Regions from separate parts of the Homo sapiens genome. Here region 1 is linked to region 2. A link is a loop called in an ENCODE intact Hi-C map of the cell type or tissue named here. Cell type or tissue: IMR-90. All regions are shown on one strand. Each heading gives the region's core, and the rest is flanking DNA. Links, peaks and the distances in the headings are about the cores only.

Region 1 (11,328 bases), core at 2,213-10,212, 690 kb after region 2:
GTTCTTCAAAAAGTTAAACATAGAATTTCCATGTGGCCTAACAATTCCACTCCTAGGCATACACCTAGGAGAAGTGAAATTTTTATATACAAAAACACTTGCATAAAAATGTTAATGGCAGGATTATTCATAATAGTCAAAAAGGAGAGGCAATCCAAATGTCCATCAACTAATGAATGAATAAATAAAATGTGGTAATCCATAAAATAGAATATTAGCCCCCAAAAAGAATGAAATTCTAATATATGCTACAACATGGATGAACCTTGAAAATATGCCAGGTGAAAGAAGCTAGTCACAAAGGGACACATATTATATAATTCTATTTATATAAAGTTTCCAGAATAGGCAAGTTCAGGCAGACAGAAAGTAGATTTGTAGTTTCCAGATGCTAGGGGTGGGGAGAATGAGGGATGACTGCTAATGGATACAGGGTTTCCTTTTGGGGTTATGGTGAAAATGTTCTGGAATTAGATAGTGGTGATGGTGCACAAATTTATGAACATGCTAAAAACCTCTGAATTGTATTAAAAGGGTGAATTCTATGGAATGCGAATTATGTCTAAAGTTAACTTCCAAATATCAATTTGATTAAGATGGAATAAATAAAACATTTTTTTACACCCAAAGAAAACTTCGTTAATTCACTCGGTGGTAAAATGATTCTTTTTAAGTAAAAAGAACTCACAGATTTATTCTAGAATAGCAATTTTCTTAGTGACAAGGCAGGGAAAGGCAACATCCTTGACATTAATATCTTCCTCATCCTATATTTTCTAAAACTTCTTCAAAATATACCGTGTTCCTTCTAGTTCAATTTAGCTATAACGTGACCACAAAATATACCCCTACACTGAAGCCACAAGCAGAGATAACAAGTAGTTTCAACTCAAGTGCCAACTCAGATTGATTGGTAGTGGTTACATGCAGCACTATGTTTAGAAGGATTCTAAGGCTGTATCCAGAGCAGGCCTGGAAAACGTAGTGATTAATTTAGAAAATTAGTCTTGAAGTTGGCAGTGATAGTGGAGGTGGGCGGTGCTTGGGCTAATGATTAGGTCTAGGAAAATGCATCATTCTGCTGAGTGGATTGCATCCAATCAGCTGGGTAGATACATCTTTGCATGGACTGTAATGCTGCTAAGAGGCACGTTCACATGGCGTGACCTAAAAACAAATATGAGATCTTTAATTTAAATGCAAAATTCCAATATTTTAAAATAACCCACATTTATGGCTAAGATGTCAAAATCACTCAATGAATAGCACCGACTTTCATCACACAGAATAAAATCTAGGTATTTTAAATAGTACATTTTATATAGTGTGTGCTCTCAAAGGTTCTTGACAAGAGAACATTAGCATAAGCTTATAGTAAAATCTGATCAGGTGAGAGAGAATGTCAAGAGAATTTTTTTATGGCACTCACTGAAAAGCCAAGATAATCACCAGCAGATGGACTCTGTGCACCTGCTTTAACACACATTCACTTAAATTCGAGTTGTACCTTCCAGCAGAACCGTTGCCTACCTCCTTTACATGCTACAGGAGCCTGCACTTTCTTTGGTAGATGAGAGGTGGCTGGAGAATGAACCCTATTTACCTGTCCATACATTGTAAGTCAGCAGTTCTCAAAGACCAGTAGCAACAGTATCACCTGGAACATCCAAGAAATGCAATCTGTTAGAAATGCAGCATCACCCCAGCTCTACTGGATTGGAAACTCAAGGGGTGGGCCTGGGGATGTGTATTTGAACAAGATATCCAGGTGACTCTGGGCTCAACTTTAAGAGCATTGCTTTGAGTTGTCCCTTTCTGGAGTGGGGAAAGGAAAAGGGGAGGGAGAGAAAAGGGGAGGCTGGGGAAGTACCCAGGGAAAATTGAGCCTCCCATGGCAGCAAAGTTGGTATTTGATATGAATGTTGATAGGACATAGCAAGGTCTTTATTTGTTTCTTTCCTCTTTTATACTCCATGTCCAACTCTCTACTTCTTCGGAAAAGGTTTGAGGTACTCACGTGATCTCCCCCAATCCAGCCTGCTTGAAGTCCCTTCTTTTGGGGCAGTAGCAAAGAGTGGGGAAAGAGGATGGTGCTAATACATTCCTCATGCCACAAGAAGCAGCACTTTTTATCCAAAAAGGGTTGGCCTCAAGAGCCCCAGCTTAGAATAGTCAAACCCAACAAGGCCTTCACCTTGGAAATGCACGTGAAGCACTTAGAACAGCACTTGGGCCTGAGTTGCAGTGAGTGTCGCCTGTACGTGGGAGGTATGATGGTGTCAGCAATTGCTGCAAGGGCCAGATTTCTCCACAAGGGTGCCTGGGTTGGCATCTAGAAGCAATTGCTATCTGCACCCAGTGGGCGGTTGCTATGTTAAGAAGATTGCCAGGAAGAGTTAGATCTTGATCTTGAAATCCTTCAGTCGGCAAGAAAGGATCCCTGAAGACAATGCCCTAACTGTGTCCCTCATGTGAGGATGGCCGTCATCTGAGCTCCAGTTAGCCTGTCGGTACTCGCCACGGATATAAGGATCCAGGCTGGGATGGGCATTTGAGACAACAAGCGTGGGAGGACAGGCTGAAGAACATCAAGCAAAACAAAGAGGCTTTTCAGATCCTTTCTCGTAAGAGTTTAGGGTTAGGGAGACCGAAGTGCAGACACAGGGTGGTGGAAGCCACAGGACGAAAGACAGCAGGTTAAATGACAGCCATGAATGTGGGGCCCTCCGAGAAAGCATGAGAATCTGCAGGCCAGAAAGGCCCAGGAGGTCCCCAAAGACCCACAGGCAATTGGATCATTGACATAGGAAACCAGATGGCCAGAGGTGGGTTTGGAAGGCTCGAGTTAAGGTTCTTGGCTTCAATGCCCCACCAACTTTTATAGAAATGCTTTTCATATCTTGTACAGCCAGCAGAAAGCACTTGTCGATATTAGGAGGGTAGAGGGAGAAGGGAAGGAGAATGAACAGAGGAAAAGGAAAGGAGGAGGAGAAGGACGGGGAAAGGGGAATAAGAAGACAGAAGAGAGGAGGAAAAGGAGAAAGGAGGAAACAGGGAATCCGAAAGGAGAAGTGAGGATAGAGGAGAAGGAAGGACAATTGCTAGTCCCAGAGTGTCCAGTGCTTTCCCAGCCCTGTGCTACATGTTTTGCAAGTGTTTCCTCATTTATTTCTCAGAACTATGAAATTTGGTCATGGAAGAGTCAAGGGAAGGAAGTCTTATTCCTAATTTAATAAAAAATAGCTTACAATGTACTTTTTCTGCCTAGGTCCCAAGATCCAGGCTTAGGTAACCAAATCAATTCAGTCTACATAATGATGCAAGTTAAATGCAGATTGAAACATTAGGTAATGGGGAGAGCTATGTAAGGAGAAGGTTGAGTCCACCCAGTTATTCTGACTTCAGTCATGCCGCTCTTCTGATTCTGATGTCCCTCAGCCTGCAGAAACATATGCCTATGGGGACCAGGGAGATGAATGCAATGTGCTAAATGGGCCTGGTGTAAAAGAATAAAAAGCAGAGACACTCAGTGTGAGGAGTGAAGAGGGACTGATGGCAATTATGGCAAAGTGGAGACCACATGCCACCCTCTGAAGAGGCAGCACCACTCAGCTCCAGCCTGTTGTCATCATCTGGTAACATGGTCTCAGTGCTTTGTAATTTTTTCAAAAGAGGCCAGTGATCCAGTGTTCAGGCAACTTTCAGTGGGTTGACAAAATATATCTGCAGGTTTATCTGCCCAGAGATTTACTTAACTGCAGTTACGTATTTTTCCAGGTTGCAAACAAAAATTGATCCTTTTCCTATGTTCCTTTCTCTTTCCAGGCCATTACATTTATGTGGATACCTCCTTTGGCAAGCAGGGGGAGAAAGCTGTGCTGCTAAGTCCTGACTTACAGGCTGAGGAATGGAGCTGCCTCCGTTTGGTCTACCAGATAACCACATCTTCGGAGTCTCTGTCAGATCCCAGCCAGCTGAACCTCTACATGAGATTTGAAGATGAAAGCTTTGATCGCTTGCTTTGGTCAGCTAAGGAACCTTCAGACAGCTGGCTCATAGCCAGCTTGGATTTGCAAAACAGTTCCAAGAAATTCAAGGTAGGTGGAGTTTAGGAGAAAGATATAAGGCCTATTATCTTTGCTTTATACTATTCTAAAATCTTATGAAAACTTCTGACATGGAGGTTAGTTATCTCCTGGATTATGACGTGATGTTTCATAAGATACATACCATAGAAGAATATTAGCAATGGAAATTAACATTTTGTTTATTCCTTAAAAGAGCTTCTTCCCAGATTTCTTTCCCATCTATTTAAATGAGCCTTCTGTAAAAATCTAAATGGGGCTTAAATCAACCTCTTCAATGAAAATAGATTTTCTATGGCTTTAGGGAGTATTCTCATTTCTATAATTTTATTTCATCCTTCTAAATTGTGTGTGCTATGTGTTTGTTTATCTTCTTAATCATTTCTTTGCTACAAATTTTGAACAAAAGATTATAATAAAAGGAAAGTGAAAATACTTTAAAAGAGAAAAGATACTTAAAGGACATGTTCCATTTCCTTTTCAAAGAGGGAAGTTGTTCCTTTGGGAGTCCTGGAAAAGGAAGGTAGCGAATGTAAGGTGAAGCTGGGTGTGGACTGGATAAGGAAGGAGGATGGGATCCAGACACACCTGGCCATGAAGTGTGATGTTTATTGAAAATATTTCATCGGGGACACAATGGAGCCATCATGAAAATATTCCCCATTCCTAATCCGTCTTTCAATTTCCTATCCCATCCCACTTCTTTGAAAGGCTTGAAATGCTTTACTCTCCAATACCCACTGTCTGCTTGGAGTCCTTCCCTGTCAGCCAGTGGTTGAGGATGGAGCATGGGGGCTCTGAGTTCTCTCTTTAACAACTTCTTCCCAGCAGTTATCACCTCCTAAATCTGCCAGCATAGTTGCAGAATATAGGGCTAAAACCACAGGAGAAAAAGTGATTACTTTCAGAAACAGGACCACAAGTGCTACCACAAGCACTGAAGGTGGTGGTGGTTGGGATAGCAAGAGAAGAAAAGACAGCTGACTCTGAGCTTCTATCAGATGCCTTATTTACCTTGAAGTTTTGATGTATGAGTTTATGTGCACATGCGCATGCACACACATATATACACACACATTCTTCTAGTAAAGTCCGTAGTGAAATTGGTATCCAATAGCAATTAGCTGAGACTAACAATCCTGTTTTGCCTTAAGTGGCTGAACAGCTCCAGACTAATAGCTGAAATACTGAACCAAGGAAACATGATGTTTTGAAGTCTAACTCCCCTTCTTCCCCATATGTTGTGCAGATTTTAATAGAAGGTGTACTAGGACAGGGAAACACAGCCAGCATCGCACTATTTGAAATCAAGATGACAACCGGCTACTGTATTGGTAAGTGGGCTTCATTTTCATTAAATCAAATTGTGAATCTTTTTCTAAAAGTTACTGTTGCCAGAGGGAACTGAATCAATCCTAAAGACCAACTATTTTATAGAATGCACTGCATAATGCATACTGGTTTAAATTCTTTGCTAGATTCATTTGAATACTGTATGTTTTTTGTCTTTAGTGTGGGAAGGCTCATTAGAATCTGCCTGTACAGTCTGGATTAATGAAAGAAATATAGATGCAGGAACTGTAACTTCAGAGCTGCCACCTTAACCTCAACACATTCTGATTAAAATAATTTACAAATTGCTGGAAACTCAGCTTTTTGTAGCATGTGCCAGAAAAGCAGACATTGTATTACCTCCTTTCCCTTATTTCTCTCTTGGCACACCACGGCTCTCCTCTTAATAATCACAGTTGTCACTTAGATTTCACTTGAGCAGAGTTGGTTGGCTGTCTCTTATCTGCCAGCTTCCAAGAGGGCATAAAGAAAGGATAAACCCTGTCCTATGGTGGTTCAGTTCCTATTTGTCTACATTGAAGCTAGTTCTGCATATGGCAAATACTGCTGAGGAAGGACAAGCTGTGCAGTGGAGAGGCGCAGGGAGGAGGAGAGGAAATTGGAGAGGACTGAATAGGGACAGTGCACTGGAGCAGGAGTTTCAAGAAGGAGAAGAATTTAGTTAAGTGGAGGTGCAGGGTAGGAAGGCAAGGGTTCTCCATGGCCAGACCCCTGTGGGGAGAAAGAAACAGGGCAGGTTCAGGCAAAGGCAAGAGGCTGAGTAGGGTGTTTGAAGTGAGACCAGGACTGCTAAGGGAGTTTGTGATGGAAGAGTGTGGATGCAGGATGTGGAGCTTGGACCTGCTGAATCATGTGGGTCAGCCAGCAGGGGAGAAGTGTGCAGCTGCACTTTCAGATGACTCCAGCTGCCACGTGGAAAATGAGTTGGGTACAAAGAAAATGCATAGCAGGTGGGAAAACCCCTAGGAAGCAGCTGTGACATTACAGAGGGGGCATAATGAGGGTAATACTGAATTAGCAGTGGAATTGGAAAAAGGCAGTAGAATTGAGAGATTTTTCAGCACTGACAACTCTTGAAGGCTAAATGAATGTGACGGGGAAGAGAAAGGAGAGTCAAAGAATATTCTGAACGACAACAACAACAAAAAAGCCTTTGCTAATTCCCTTACGTTTCACTTGTCTGTTTTGACCTCAATGATATCTCTAGGGCAAGTGAAAGAAAACAGACCATTTTCTGAAGATACAGTGAGGCTCAGGCTCTTTTCCTTGAGCCTCCCGCTGGGCTTCCACCTGGCATCTGCACAGCTTGTGAACGACAGGGAAGTCAGACACCTCTGGTGGAGCGCCACCTGCTGGCTCAGTCAGCTTACTGAGCCTCAGCCTCTTGGCATCCGTAAAATGGGAATAAAAAGCTTCCCTCCTAGGATTCTTAGGAGGAGGAATATCCTGGTTATGAAAATAATTGGTATATACAGTGCTGGACATCCAAAACATGTTAATTGCCTTTCTTCAAATGATGTGGTGACTTCTGATTTGTTTAAAACAAAAGGATGCCAACACTTTTATCTTGTTAAACTCTATGATCACACTCTGACTTCTTTCTTTCTGGGTACTTTATCTGCCTCTCTCCATTGCTCATCTGTAAAATGAGGTTAGTAACAGTGCCTATGTCATGGGGCTGCTTTGAAGATTGAATAAGTTAATTTATGTAAAGTGCTCAGAATGGAGCCTGGCATATTGAGGAATATTTTGCTTTTTATTTTACTCTTAGGCAGCATTTGGCACTGAATGTTAGGGCATTGGCTAGCAGACACTGTGGTGGAAACATTGAAAATGAAAATCTTAGAAATGTTCAGTGCTTGCTAATGTAAAAACACATTGCTGACTACACCAGTCAAGATCCTGGCAGGAAGGAGGAAACAGAGGGTACAGTCAACCTGAGTAATTTGAGGGAAGCTCACTGAAGAGACCACAAAGGTGTGAGTGGTAAAGGAAGCCAGCAAGGAATAGCTCTGTGACCCAGGACTAGTAACAGTGATGATTCAGGAGCTGTTATCTTCTTTTGGTCTGAAAGGACAAGGGAGGAGGAGTTTCCAGTACCTGTAAACAATAGCTATTTGTCAAACAAGGGCTGCTTGACAAGACTTGCCAACTCATGGCGACCTGGCTGGGAGACTGCTGGGCAAGTAAACCCCTGATTTCATTCTCCTTCCACCCTCCATTGGTCGAATCCAACAGGGAGATGGAAGGCAGGGTAGCCCATTGATACAGTCCGGATAGGTCAACCTCTGCAGGACCTATCAGGTGGAGAAGAGCAACGTGGATCCGCAGGGGGCCAGTGGCCAGCACAATTATACTTCCTAGTTTAACTGTGTGATTATAAGGGTCAATGGAGGCATTAGCTTGTGGGTTTCTTGCTCCCTTTTAAGGAACAATTGTTGATGGAGACCAATATATCCATGCAAACATGCCAATGACACTAAGGGTAGAAGAGGGGGATCTGATTATCTTCTCTCTCTTCTCTACTCAGTAGCTGCAAAAGGGACCAGAACCTAGGATATATCTGCCCCACCTATTTTACCTGGGTTCTGATTTATAAGAAAAACAGGGAATTTTAGCATCTCAGACACATGTCCCTCAGCTCTGGGCAACTTGTTCATCATGAGAAGAGAAAGGAATGGAGGACTGGGCCAGTAGATTCAAGAAAGGGTTGTGGAAAAAATTTTCTAGAGCTACGAGCATAACCCTGAACAGCTCTTTGAGACAGAGGTGACTGATAAAAATAGCTGACTTGTACCAAGCACTGACCACATGCCTGGCACTATGCTGGGAGCTCTCCACACTTACAATAGCTCTGTGAAGTGGGAACATTGTCCCCATTTCACATATGGAGACACAGAGGCTACAAAAAGTGGTAAGTCATGCTCCAAGTGACATGGCTAATAAGTGGAAGGGCCATAATCCAAAGGGCCAATGATGAATTAGAATCTTGATTCATTACAGGATCTGTCTCTCTTCTTGGCCAAAATTGTGCAGGGGTCCTGGTAGAAAGGTTGCAGTGGGCAAAGGAAGAGAGAAACTTCTGAATATCTAAGAGCAAACTCTGTAGTAGGATGCGTGTACCCAGGTGTGACTGTGTCTCCATGAAGTGTTTTTGTTTCCCTTCCCCAGAATGTGACTTTGAAGAAAATCATCTCTGTGGCTTTGTGAACCGCTGGAATCCCAATGTGAACTGGTTTGTTGGAGGAGGAAGTATTCGGAATGTCCACTCCATTCTCCCACAGGATCACACCTTCAAGAGTGAACTGGGTGAGCTGGGATCAAATAGAGTCCTTTTCCCAGGATAAATTTTTCTGCTGTCTCCTCCCACTTCCTGCACTGACCTAGCTGTGGCTTCTGTCAACAGGGAAGAGAGGAGGGAGGAGGGTGAGTAGGAACTAAGTAGGAACCAGGAGGTGTGACAGAAGAGTAGGGAAGGATCTACAGTGAGGTAGAGACAAACTGCAGCTGTGAGCTCTGTAGCTAAGGGGAAGGCCATTCCATTAAAAGTTCTCCTTCACCTGTGGCCTAGTCTTGCATTTTCATATTTCCATATTATGCTTTACTTTCTTGTATATTTGTTGTTTAATATTTCTCATTTCTAAAGACAAGGCTGGAAAAATCCTAGGTTACTTTTCACTGAAGATAGATCAAAGGATGGGAATGGGTCCTAAGAACTTCCCAAGTGACAGTGAGGTGAGCCAATACTGATGATTAGCTCTGAATGTGGTGTGCAACAGGCCCCCCTAGTGGCCAAGAAGGCTGCTTCTCTGCAAGGAAAATGGGAGGTGAGGTTGTGTTACCAGCGAGAAGTCAGCTTTGAGGAGAAGTCCTCCACAGAAGAGAGACAAGGGCAAGGGCTTACTTACTTGTGGGTTACCACTGCTCTCACCTGGACCCTGGTAGGCTTTGGAAAAGCCAAGGTCTCCCCACAGTTGTAAGACATTTCATCCTCGACTCCAAGGTCTCCACGGAGTGAGAAGCTTCTGGCAGCTGGCCTTTCAACAAGAACAAGAACAGGAATTTTTATTCTGTTGCAAACAGTTAACTTTTTCTCTTTTGATCCTTTACGCATAGATATTGAGGTAATATACTCATCCTAATAATTTGTTGATGGTGACAGTGTGTCCCCATGCCTGAAGACATAATGACCTTTTATGGTTCTTACCATTTTTCTTCATTCAGTATTGCTTCTCTTCATCTGAATATATTTAACCATGTCTCCAACTCTTTTTTTCAAAAGTGCTCATCCTTCAGCTTATCTTGACTCTGGACAGTCTTCATCCTAACCTTACTGTTCTCTTTGCTCCTATTCTAACTTCTCCTTTATATCCAGAGTCTCAGGTTCAATTCCCTGTAACAGCCAGGCAGACAGTATAAGCAAATGACATGTGGGCTGGGTGAGGACTGCGGCAAACTAGATGGCAGAGACCCTGTGCAAAGGTTACTTGGCTCCAATGAGTTGCTGCTGTGTGAGAATGTAAGCCCGGGTTGCCAGATCTTTTGATGTTTCAAGATCATTAGGAAGGCAGGGGATTTTTTTGTGTGTGTGAAATTTCCCAAATTTTTAAAAGTTGGTGAATATTTTCTAAAATCACAGTGTGGGCCAATAAAACACACTTGCCGGTCAGGCCCTGTTGGCCAACTTCTATTTTGCAACCTTCATTTGACAAGTTTCTTTTACAATACATTCAGGCTTCTTAGAATAAGCTCTTTATAAGTAACCACAAATAAAAAGACTGGAGTCTCATGGAGTTGCCTGTTTAAAACAAACGCAACTTTAAATCTAGCATTTTCATTAATTTGACCCAGCATTAGATATGATGGGGTAAATGACAGTTAAAATGACAGATCCTCTATGGCCCCTTCCCAGCTTCAAGGAAGACGCTTTCAAGAAAGGAAAAGGGATTTCTACCACAAATGGATGTTAACAAAGGGTGGTATGTGTCAAGTGCAATAAGAGTGGTCTCCTTCCTCCATCAAAAAAGAAAGGTGTTGGGAATTCAGAGACAAAAGAGGTCCCTCACTGCTTGGATGTCCTAGAAGACATGATAAAAGAAGTAAACTGTATTTCGGGGATGGGTATGATTTTGACAAAGATGAGAAAAAGCTAAGAGCAATGATACAGTGGTTGTGCTACAAGGGGTGGATGGTGGGAGAGATGTGGCTGAGAAAGCAGTGCAGGGGCAAATTCTAAAATGCCTGGAATGCCAGGAAAGAGATTTTAACTTTATTTCATTGACAATGGGAGGCCACACAGGTGTTTGGGCAGGGGAGAGACACCATCACAGCAGTGTATTTAGATGGATTAACATGACAGAGATTATTTCAATAGATGGAGAGTAAAAAGGTGGAGCAAGAGTACAGAAGAATCCCCCAGAAACTGTTTCTTCAGATGCATCTGGGGTCACTTACATAAGAAATTGAGATAAGACAAAAAAAAAAGCATGTTTATGTACTTCCTACCTTTAAAAGCAAAGCAAGTTTCAGCCCTTTTTTTTTTCTTTTTTGAGACAGAGTCTTGCTCTGTTGCACAGGCTGGAGTGCAGTGGTGCAATCTCAGCTCAGTGCAACCTCCACCTCCCAGGTTCAAGCAATTCTCCCTGCCTCAGCCTCCCAAGTAGCTGGGATTACAGACACCCACCACTTTGTCCAGCTAATTTTTGTATTTTTAGTAAAGATGGGGTTTCCCCATGTTGGCCAGGCTGGTCTCGAACTCCTGACCTTAGGTGATCCGCCTGCCTCGGCCTCCCAAAGTGCTGTTTAGCACTTTTGACAGTGACAAAGGATTGGAGTTTTTCTACGGATAGCCCATATTTTTACCTTATAAATAAGTGGCCCGTCCTCATTT
Region 2 (11,328 bases), core at 2,211-10,210:
GTGGTCTGAGAGACAGTTTGTTATAATTTCTGTTCTTTTACATTTGCTGAGGAGTGCTTTACTTCCAACTATGTGGTCAATTTTGGAATAGGTGTGGGGTGGTGCTGAAAAGAATGTATATTCTGTTGATTTGGGGTGGAGAGTTCTGTAGATGTCTGTTAGGTCCGCTTTGTGCAGAGCTGAGTTCAATTCCTGGATATCCTTGTTAACTTTCTGTCTCATTGATCTGTGTAATGTTGACAATGGGGTGTTAAAATCTCCCATTATTATTGTGTGTGAGTCTAAGTCTCTTTGTAGGTCACTAAGGACTTGCTTTATGAATCTGGGTGCTCCTGTATTGGGTGCATGTATATTTAGGAGTGTTAGTTCTTCTTGTTGAATTGATCCCTTTACCATTATGTAATGGCCTTCTTTGTCTCTTTTGATCTTTGTTGGTTTAAAGTCTGTTTTATCCGATACTAGGATTGAAACCCCTGCCTTTTTTTGTTTTCCGTTTGCTTGGTAGATCTTCCTCCATCCCTTTATTTTGAGCCTATGTGTGTCTCTGCACATGAGATTGGTTTCCTGAATACAGCACATGGATGGGTCTTGACTCTTTATCCAATTTGCCAGTCTGTGCCTTTTAATTGGAGCATTTAGCCCATTTACATTTAAGGTTAGTATTGTTATGTGTGAATTTGATCCTGTCATTATGATGTTAGCTGGTTATTTTGCTCGTTAGTTGATGCAGTTTTTTCCTAGCCTCGATGGTCTTTACAATTTGGCATGTTTTTGCAGTGGCTGTTACTGGTTATTCCTTTCCATGTTTAGTGCTTCCTTCAGGAGCTGTTTTACAGCAGGTCTGGTGGTGACAAAAATCTCTCAGCATTTGCTTGTCTGTAATGTACTTTATTTCTCCTTCACTTATGAAGTTTAGTTTGGCTGGATATGAAATTCTGGCTTGAAAATTCTTTTCTTTAAGAATGTTGAATATTGGCCCCACTCTCTTCTGGCTTGTAGAGTTTCTGCCAAGAGATCCGCTGTTAGTCTGATGGGCTTCCCTTTGTGGGTAACCTGACCTTTCTCTCTGGCTGCCCTTAACGTTTTTTCCTTCATTTCAACTTTGGTGAATCTGACAATTATGTGTCTTGGAGTTCTCTTCTCGAGGAGTATCTTTGTGGCGTTCTCTGTATTTCCTGAATTTGAATGTTGGTCTGCCTTGCTAGATTGGGGAAATTCTCCTGGATAATATCCTGCAGAGTGTTTTCCAACTTGGTTCCATTCTCCAGGTCACTTTCAGGTACACCAATCAGATGTAGATTTGGTCTTTTCACATAGTCCCATATTTCTTGGAGGCTTTGTTCCTATCTTTTTATTCTTTTTTCTCTAAACTTCTCTTTATGCTTCATTTCATTCATTTTGTCTTCCATCACTGATACCCTTTCTTCCAGTTGATCACATCGGCTACTGAGGCTTGTGCATTCATCACGTAGTTCTCTTGCCATGGTTTTCAGCTCCAAAGGTCCTTTAAGGACTTCTCTGCATTGGTTATTCTAGTTATCCATTCATCTAATTTTTTTTCAAGGTTTTTAACTTCTTTGCCATTCGTTCGAACTTCCTCCTTTAGCTTGGAGTAGTTTGATTGTCTGAAGCCTTCTTCTCTCAGCTCGTCAAAGTCATTCTCCATCCAGCTTTGTTCCGTTGCTGGTGAGGAGCTGCGTTCCTTTGGAGGAGGAGAGGTGCTCTGATTTTTAGAGTTATTCCAGTTTTTCTGCTCTGGTTTTTCCCCATCTTTGTGATTTTATCTACCTTTGCCTTTGATGATGGTGATGTACAGATGGGGTTTTGGTGTGGATGTCCTTTCTGTTTGTTTAGTTTTCCTTCTGACAGTTAGGACCCTCAGCTGCAGGTCTGTTGGAGTTTGCTGGAGGTCCACTCCAGACCTTGTTTGCCTGAGTATCAGCAGCAGTGGCTGCAGAACAGCGGGTATTGGTGAACCGCAAATGCTGCTGCCTGATCGTTCCTCTGGAAGTTTTGTCTCAGAGGAGTACCCGGCTGTGTGAGGTGTCAGTCTGCCCCTACTAGGGGGTGCCTCCCGGTTAGGCTACTTGGGGGTCAGGGACCCACTTTAGGAGGCAGTCTGCCCATTCTCAGATCTCAAGCTGTGTGCTGGGAGAACCACTACTCTCTTCAAAGCTGTCAGACAGGGACATTTAAGTCTGCAGAGGTTACTGCTGCCTTGTGTTTGTCTATGCCCTGCCCCAAGAGGTGGAGCCTACAGAGGCAGGCAGGCCTCCTTGAGCTGTGGTGGGCTCCACCCAGTTCGAGCTTGTTGGCAGCTTTGTTTACCTACTCAAGCCTCGGCAATGGCGGGCACCCCTCCCCCAGCCTTGCTGCCACCTTGCAGTTTGATCTCAGACTGCTGTGCTAGCAATGAGCGAGGCTCCATGGGCGTAGGACCCTCTGAGCCATGTGTGGGATATAATCTCCTGGTGTGCCATTTGTTAAGCCCAATGCCTCGCCCTGCTTCGGCTCACACAAGGTGTGCTGCACCCACTGTCCTGCACCCACTGTCCGGCACTCCCCAGTGAGATGAACCTGGTACCTCAGTTGGAAATGCAGAAATCACCCATCTTCTGCATTGCTCATGCTGGGAGCTGTAGACTGGAGCTGTTCCTATTCGGCCATTTTAATCACATTTCTAATAGAAATTGAATATTGGAGGATTTCTAGTGAACATGTGAGGGGAAGAAGATCAAAAGATCACTTTGCACTGGAAACATTTCACTGTGTTTGTGCTGTGGTTGGAGATTTCAGTAAGATGGGAGCTGAGCAGAGGCCTACTGTGTGTCCTGTGAGGCCACTGCACTGGAGGCGACCTCAGGTGTCACTTGGAATGCTGTCTCTTCTCCCTTAGCCAAGGCAGGTCCTGGAGACCTTCAGAGCCTGTTTTCTAATGCTGTGGCAAACAACTAAAATGTCGACATTTGACCTGTGTGCTCCCAAATGGACCATAAAAAGATGATTGCTTATTTTATTTAGTAATAAAAGTAATATTTTTAGGCCACCCCTCCACAAGAAAGCTTAGAAATTGCTTAAGTAGCTGAGAAGCTGGCCACAGCAGGTGTGCTGGTAAGTGTTTAACAACCAGCTCTCTGGGGGGGAAACTATGAGTGTGCATCTGTGCTTATTTACCTGATATAAAGAATGTGTAACACACAGTTTACAAATAATAATAATATATTCACTCATTTTTTGGGGGGGGTGCAGGTAGAAACTCACTCTGTTGCCCAGGCTGGAGTGCAGTGGTGCAATCATAGCTCACTGCAGCCTTAAACTCCTGGGCTCAAGCAATCCTCCTGCCCCAGCCTCCCAAGTAGCTGGGACCACAGGCACGTGACACCATGTCTGGCTAATGTTTTATGTTTTTGTAGAGAAGGAGGACTTGCACTGTTGCCCTAACTGGTCTTCAACTCCTAGGCTCAAATGATCCTGTTGCCTCAGCCTCCCAAAGCTCTGAGTTTACAGGTGTGAGCCACCATGCCCCGCCTCACTAATCTTTATTGCAAATGCCACCCACCTATAACTTCAGTATGACTTGGTATTTCCTGCAAACTCACAATCAGTTTTTCTAATTCTGTTACCAAGAATAGTGTCACCAAACCAGACTACAAATAAATGTTTGACTCCTATGTGAATCGCCAAAGATGTTACTCATAATACTGGTGAATGAATGGAGCTCTGACATGCTACACTGTGGGAGGCTGTGGCTCTGGGTGTGGTAGAGCTGGTTGCCATCATAAAGAAAAGCTCAAGTGAATGGGGGGAGAGCAGGTAGAACTGGAACCCATGAGGACAGAGTTCTGTCCTACCTGCCTCCCACTGCAGTGATGTGGGGACCTGCAGGAGGAGTTAGTCCCACTCACACCTGGCCCAGGTCTCAGAGATACTGAGGGAGAATCTGGAGGAGCTGCCGACCGGCTGCTTCTCTGAGCCGCTGGTGCAAGCCAGCAGACCATCGACAACGTGTATGAGCTGCGACAGCCCCTGGTGTTGCCGGGACCCACAGTGCATTTTGGCTGACGCTTCCTATCTGCCCTCCAAATCTCACCTAAACCTCTCCTGCAGTCCTCATTTGGAATCATACAGGGAGGGAAGTCTGGAAAACAAAGTTCTAGCCTAGTTAAGTTGACTTGATGGAACGCCACCATGCTTGCTTGATGCTTCTGTGCTAGGTGGGGATCTCCTCACCCTGTTGTTCCAGGTTTCTTTGCCTCTGCATGGAAAGCTGTTTTTCAACCATGGGACCTGGAAAACTCCTGTAGTATATTCAAACCCTGCAAAGATCTCACTCGCTCTGAGAAAAGCTCCCGGACCCTTCCCCTCCAGGACTAGTTCTGTACCTTGTACTCAATGACTGTGTCTACTGCACATGCTAAATGTTCAAGGACAGAGTCACTAATGGTTAGAACAACTGAGCCAAGCTGTGCCCATCGCATAGGTGAAGAACTGGAGGAGCAGAGTGGTTGAGTAGCTTGCCAAGATCACACAGTGACAATTGGTAGGAAAGCTGTAATTTGAACCCGGTCTGTGACTCCTCTTTTAATTATAACCCACGGTGACTAGAAAGTCAAGGGAGATTTGGCTCCTGCCCATAAGAAACTCCAATTAGTGGAGGGGAAAGAGGTGGTTAAGGTAGTAAGTAGCTGGTCAGTTGTGCTATGTCTGAGACTGACAATAGGAGCAGAATGTGGAGTAGACCCTGGATAAGGGGGTCCAGGGTAGGAATGAGGTTGTTTCCCGCCTTCCGCCTTCCGCCTTCCACTTCCCGCAGCGGTAGCCTCAGCCTTCTAGGAATGGCTTCTCCCCAGCTGGAGGAAGGGACTAGAAGGCAGCAGTTATCTATGCTGCTTGCCGCGCCACTGTCACAAAGACTCTGGAGCTAGCCTGAGAACTGGGGTCACAGCAGTGTGCTCAGCCTACCTCCAGGGCCTCCTGGGTCTGGCCAGTAGGAAGATGAGGTCCGCGTTGTTGTCTGTCAGCAGCTGGGATCATACAAAGGAGCATTAGCCTGGGAGCTAGGGAGTGAGGTTCTAGCTGCCTGCTCGCTGTGTAGTCTCCAGCAAGTCCTACCCCTCTTGGGGTCTTTGGTTTCCTTATCTGGAAAACAAGGGGCCTGGGATGGGTGGCCAAGGCTCCTCCTTCCCTCAATCGCCTGGGAATCTTGGCAGTTATTTGGATTTGGCATTTCTCATGTAATTCCACCAGAGGGCGCCAAATACTAGCTCTTACCAACTTGGTTCCTGAAGCGGGTGTCTGCTGGGGAGGGCGCAGAGGAGGTGGAGTGTGAGTTGAGTGTGATAGTGTGGAAGCAATTAGCAATTAAGTGTATGTGAGTGAGTGTGTGTGTGTGTGTGTGTGTGTGTGTAGCACCAAAGCTCCTGTAACCGCCTATATCTCCCACCACCACCCTCTGCCTGCTGGCTGCATCTTCAGCCACTTGAATTCTCCTTTCTTAGCCTCCACGCCCTACCAGAGAGGCCTGGCCTCAGGGCCTTTGTCCTTGCTGTCCCTTTAGCTTGGAACACGCATCCCTAAGGCATCCACAGGGCCCTCCCTCACTTCTTCTTCATGAGGCATTCCTAACCAACCTACATAAAATAGCCACCCCCAAACTCATTCTAAGCTTTAGTTAAAAACATTAAAGAAAACTGTGGTAAAATATACCATAACATAAAAAGTACTATTTTAACCATTAATTTTTAAAATAAGAATATAGTTAAATACATATAACATAAAATTTCCCATCTTAGCTATTTTTAAGTGCATAGTTCAGTAGTGTAGCGTACATTCACATTGCTGTGCAATCAGTCTGCAGGGCTCTCTTTTTCTGGCAAAACTGGAGCTCTGTACCTACTTAACAATAACTCTTCATTTCCTCCACTCCTCTACTTTCTGTCTGTAAGAATTTGACTACATCAGGTATCTCATGTAAGTGGAATTATACAGTATTTATCTTCTTGTGACTGGCTTATTTCACTCAGCATAATGTCCTTCCAGTAGCGATAAACCCTTATGCTAGCATGTGCCAGAATTTCCTTCCTTTTTAAGGCTGAATAATATCCCACTGTGTGCCTGTACCATGTTGTGTTGACCCACTCATCGATGGACACTTTGGTTGCTTCTGTCTTTTGGCTGTTGTGAATAATGCTACCATAAATAGGGATGTACAAATACCTGTTTGAACTCCTGATTTCAATTATTGTTATTATTATTTTTTGAGACAAGGTCTTAGTCTGTTGCCCAGCCTGGATTGCAGTGGCACAATTTCAACTCACTGAAGCCTTGACCTCCCAAGCCCTAAGCAATCCTCCCAATTCAGCTTCCTGAGTAGCTGGGACTCCAGACTTGCACCACCACGTCCAGTTAATTTTATTTTTTTTTGTGGAGACAGGGTTTTGCTATGTTGCCCAGACTGGTCTGGAACTCCTGAGCTCAAATGATCCCCCTGTCTTGGCCTCCCAAAGTGCTGAGATCACAGGTGTGAGCTATCACACCTGGCCCCTGCTTTCAATTCTTGTTCCATGCTTTTATATTTTATTTTATTTTATTTATTTTGAGATAGGGTCTCGCTCTGTTGCCCAGGCTGGAGGGCAGTGTCCATGCTTTATTTTTTCTGCAGAGCACTAATTACCAACCAACTGCCCTCCTCCTGCCCACAACTAGAGATGCAAATGATTTCTATTTGGTAGAAAGATAACCCTAAAGGTTATAATTGTATTGCCTTAAGGACATTAGCCAGTTTTGTTTTATTTTATTTTATTGTTGAGACGGAGTCTCGCTCTGTCACCCAGGCTGTAGTGCAGTGGTGCAATCTCGGCTCACTGCAACCTCCGCTTCCTGGGTTCAAGCGATTCTCATGCCTCAGTCTCCCATGTTGCTGGGATTACAGATGCCCACCACTATGCCTAATTTTTGTGTTTTTGGTAGAGGTGGGGTTTCACCACGTTGGCCAGGCTGGTTTCAATCTCCTGACCTCAGATGATCCACCCGCCTCGGCTTCCCAAAGTTCTGGGATTACAGGTGTGAGCCACCATGCCCAGTCGCAACCGGTTTTACTTCAAACCTAGTAATTTTATTCTAACATTCTTTTAAAAATGTCTATAAATACTTAGGTCCTCCAAATACTTTTTGGACCAGCTTTACCATCTTACTTGTTTCATCATTAATGATTAATAAATCTCTGATATGTGTTCATTCCATCTTTGTTATGGGAGTTATGTTTTTTAACTTTTAAAAAAGTATGCATTGGCATCTAGAAGTTTTTCCCAGGGGCTAAAATCTGCTTTTGGATGAAATTCAGTACATCAGTAGTTTAGGACTTCGGGTGTTTGGGGGCGACCTGCACTAAGCCATGCAAGTGCGTGCGGAGCCTCTTGAGTTGTGGCTCCCGTTGGTGTACCCAGGGGGTCTGGAAATTCCAGGAAGCTTATGAGGACCTGGATCTGCTGGGCCCCAGGAACGGCCAGTACTTCCTCAGCAACCACTATGCGCCATGCACATTCTGAAAGCTTTCTATGTGTTAGCTTATCCTCACACGGTCTCCCTGAGATAAACACTAGTTTGCAGATGAGGAAACAAGCTCAGAGGGTTTAAGGAACTCTGAGGATCACAGTTTAAGCAAAAATTATAGAAGAAAGACCTAAATAAAGTGGTTCTATGTGCATCAAGGTGGTTAAATGGTTTTTTTCTCTAGTTCTGCAATTTCATCTAAGATCAAAGCCAAGAGGGGGAAGCTAAGGTATAGTCTATGGTAGGAGCAGCCTTGCCTGTGGGGGCAGACCACACCCACACAGGCAGATACCATCCATCAGGGGACTGTGGTCTCCTGTGGGACAGACAGACTTCCAGGGAGCTTGCTGAGAGGTGCCAGTTCAAAGACTAGACCCTCCCACCAGCTGTCTTCCCACCGTCATCCTGGTGATGTGAGAGGGGTGTTGTCATTGGCGGGGGATGGGTGCAGAATTCAGGAAAGGAGCTACTTACTCGCCACTCCACTCTGGGAGGCAAGGGAATATTGACCTCGTCAAGGGAGGCGAATCCCAAGAGCATCACTGTGAAGGCTGGGGGCCTGTGCCCTCCACTTGCCTCCCCACACACTGAACTGGGTGCTGGTAACGTCTTATCTACATGTGGCCGAGGGACCGGACCAGCAGAAGGTGTGGTGCTGTGGGTGGTGAGAGAGATAATAGGAAGCAATGGCTCTGGGATGGGCAGGGGAGAGACAGCCAGGGGTGCCCCTCCCTTCCTCTGAGGGTGAGGAGGATGGTTGCTGGATGCTTCAGGAGCTTGCTGGCTGGGGAGATGGTGGCTGCAGGCGGCTGGGGACACAACCTGTGTGGAAGAGGTGTGCACTTTAGAGGTGTGCACAGATTGGTACCAGTCTGTGGCCTGTTAGGAACTGTGCCACACAGCAGGAGGCGAGCAACAAGTGAACAAAGCTTCATGTGTATTTACAGCCGCTCGCCGTCGCTGGCTCACATTACCGCCTGAGCTCCGCCTCCTGTCAGATCTGCGGCAGCATTAGATTCTCATAGGAGTGTGAACCCTATCGTGAACTGTGCATGCGAGGGATCTAGGTTGCAGGCTCCTTATGAGAATCTAATGCCTGATGATCTGTCACTGTCTCCCATCAGCCCTAGAAGGGACCATTGAGTTGCAGGAAAACCAGTTCAGGGCTCCCACTGAATTATACAGTTCACCATAGAATTGTGAACTGTATAATTATACAATTCTATGGTGAATTGTATAATTATTTCATTATATAACAATCAGAGAAATAAAGTGCACAATAAATATAATGTGCTTGAATCATCCCCCTCCGTGGCACCCGGTCTCTGGAAAGACTGTCTTCCATGAAACTGGTCCCTGGTGCCAAAAAAGGTGGAGACTGCTGCTTTAGAGGACTGTGGCTAAGGGGTCAGCTGGAAGATGGGGCCCAGGGCTCAGGGACCCTGAATGCCCGGTTGCTGCCAATTGTTTGTCTTCATTGATCTCCTGGTCAGTGGACCAGATCAGCAGAATGAACCAGCAAGGCGAGGACTGTGACCTTCCCAAGGGCAACTCTTAATGTAGGGGAACCTCTGTGCACCTCCTACCCATGCCCCTTCCCATAAAGGGACTCAAAGAAGGAGACAGGGAGGGAGGGAGGGAGCTGAGAGCAAGTCCCGCTCTCCTAGGCCAGTGCTCAATTCCAGTCTGGGGATGGGGAAGTAGGGCAGACTGATTTGAATAAGAGATGTGGTTTGCAAATCAATGGAAGAAAACCAGGAAGGAAAACATTATAAGAACCAAAAGAGACCCAAAAGTCTAACGCTGAGTTCATCCGTGTGCGATGACAAGCCTGTCCCAGGTGGGTGCAGGTGGGAGTTGTTGGAAAGCTGAGCATAAGTGCTTGAACCCTCTGTGCCCGTTTCCTCCTGTATAAAATGGAGACAATGATAATACAGGAAAAGCTTCTACCTCTTAGAGGTGTTGTGGGGAGTTACCAAGTTCATCTCTGTAGGATGCTTGGCACATGGAAGTTACTATAAAGACTAGCTGCCATTCTTCAAATTGTGACTTCCCCAGACACCAGTTCAATGTGCTTTCTTCCCACTTGATTCAATGGCAGCCGTCTCGGTGGTGGGACACTCTGCTTGCTGTGAGGAGGATGGAGGAGAAGGGGCTCCTCGGGGCCAGGCCACAGGACCCTCAGGATAAGGCCCTGCCTCCATGTTCAGGGCTTTCAGCAGCTACAGACCTGACGGGGCTGCAAAAAGCTTTGCAGGGAAGATGGGGGAGGGGTGTATGCAAAGAAAAAGCTGACAAGCAGTCTGCTTTGGAACAGGGCTGGACACTCTGTGTTGGGGAGTCCAGGGCCCCCAGCATGCCCCCGGCAGCAGGGAGGGCATGCCTGGCAACCTTCAAAAAGTGAATTTCCAAAGAGCACCAGGAGGAAACCTTCCAGAACCTTCTCACAGAACCTTTGGATGGGCCTCTCAGGGCGCTGTTTTCCACCGTCCACTTAGATCTTAGTCCCTTACAAAAAGGTACCTCCCTTACGGGAGATGACTGAGGTGGGGGAGAATTAATTCCTGTTTTCCTGCCCTCATGGAGGATGTCAAGTAAGAAATCCGGAGAATTTCTCTTTCTCCAGTTCAGTGTGCTCAAAGGAGACCCACAGGACTGGAGGATCAACTGGGACAGGAGAACAGAGCCTTTCTTGTCTAAAACCAAGTCAGTTCCACAGAATAAAAGCTCATTTAGAGAACTCCTGGGCTCTGGGCGCCTATAGGGTGGGTAGGAGCTAGTCAGTCAGTCTGTTAGGGAAAAGACAAACTCATCACATGATCCCAAGCCTTCCCTGCAACAAGAAGACACTTGGCCAGGCCAAGAGGTGAAGTTCTTGTTTATTGTTGCAGCAACTCTTATACAGACATTAGCGTTCAGTTAAATAAAGGAAGATAGATAGCACAGTAAATACATCACAACCCCAAACTGGATGACTGTGGCCACGGGACGGAGGAGGGAGGGAGGGAGGGACCAGTGACCAGACTGTCAAGGAAGTACATTCAGTGGGTGTGCGGTGTCCACATTCCAGGCTCACGTGTAGATATATTTTATTTATATATTTATTTATATTTATATATAGATCATTGAGTTTTGTGTATACAAAGAACGATATTGTTACAAATACAATACTATACTTCTCCCGACACTTTACAATAAGCTCTATTTCACCCTCTTTACAGAACAATAGTACAAGTTCATACTCTAGGTGCTGTGCTAAGTATGTACAAGAAATGTCATTCCCACACAGTCCTCACACACTGCCTTGATGGAGGGGAAGAAAGATCGAGTTGTGTGCTCAAGTCAACCTAGGCCAGGGAAGGAGACACATGAAACTCAAACCAACAGGTGGCCTGTGAATGCGAGTAAACACATCTAAGGAGGGGCGGCCCCTGGTTGTAAACATTGGTAACGGCTACACCACTGGGTCGAGGGACCCGGGAAGGGCTCTGTAGATGGTTTTCATCTGTGTGCGGGAGGTGTTGGTGCCCACAGGGTGAGGGGGGCAGAGGAGCGATGGGGGAGGTAGTAGGTTACTCTGGGACTCCCTGAAGGCGGTGTTGATGGGCAATGTTCAGAAAGCAAACCCGTGCACAGGGACCCGGCACCCCTGCCATGCACTCCTAGGAGCCTGCTCTGGCGAGGGAAGGTGTCGCTGGAGAAGTGGGCTCCAGGCATTGGTCTTTGGGGGTTTCTTCCTCTCATGAACCCAAGGCTGATGGTGGCTCCCTGAAATGC

The links. A loop is a pair of places that touch in the nucleus more often than their neighbours do. Peaks named below come from ENCODE experiments on the same cell type or tissue, not always from the same donor. Only the 100,000 strongest peaks of a DNase experiment are listed, where the experiment ranks them.
Region 1: it touches region 2 in a loop (3.0-fold over the local background); 21 of 110 quality-filtered maps call a loop at or near these places.

What each region holds. Positions count from the first base shown.
Region 1 is chr9:70,104,386-70,115,713 of GRCh38, forward strand. MAMDC2 (MAM domain containing 2) reads left to right here. Exons shown (of 14, transcript NM_153267.5): 3 at 3,826-4,097; 4 at 5,335-5,419; 5 at 8,610-8,747. Among named protein-coding and RNA genes, the nearest start is that of MAMDC2-AS1, 66 kb to the right of the region's middle. In IMR-90, for the core only: CTCF peaks have their summits at 6,788 (motif pointing left) and 9,226 (motif pointing left); DNase peaks (open chromatin) are centred at 6,316, 6,756 and 9,226.
Region 2 is chr9:69,417,121-69,428,448 of GRCh38, forward strand. It overlaps LOC124902177 (a long non-coding RNA gene), which reads right to left and starts at 5,395. Exons shown (of 2, transcript XR_007061568.1): 1 at 4,963-5,395. It overlaps APBA1 (amyloid beta precursor protein binding family A member 1), which reads right to left. Exons shown (of 13, transcript NM_001163.4): 13 at 10,412-11,328. RefSeq lists a silencer at 5,353-5,647. In IMR-90, for the core only: a CTCF peak has its summit at 5,259 (motif pointing right); a DNase peak (open chromatin) is centred at 5,261.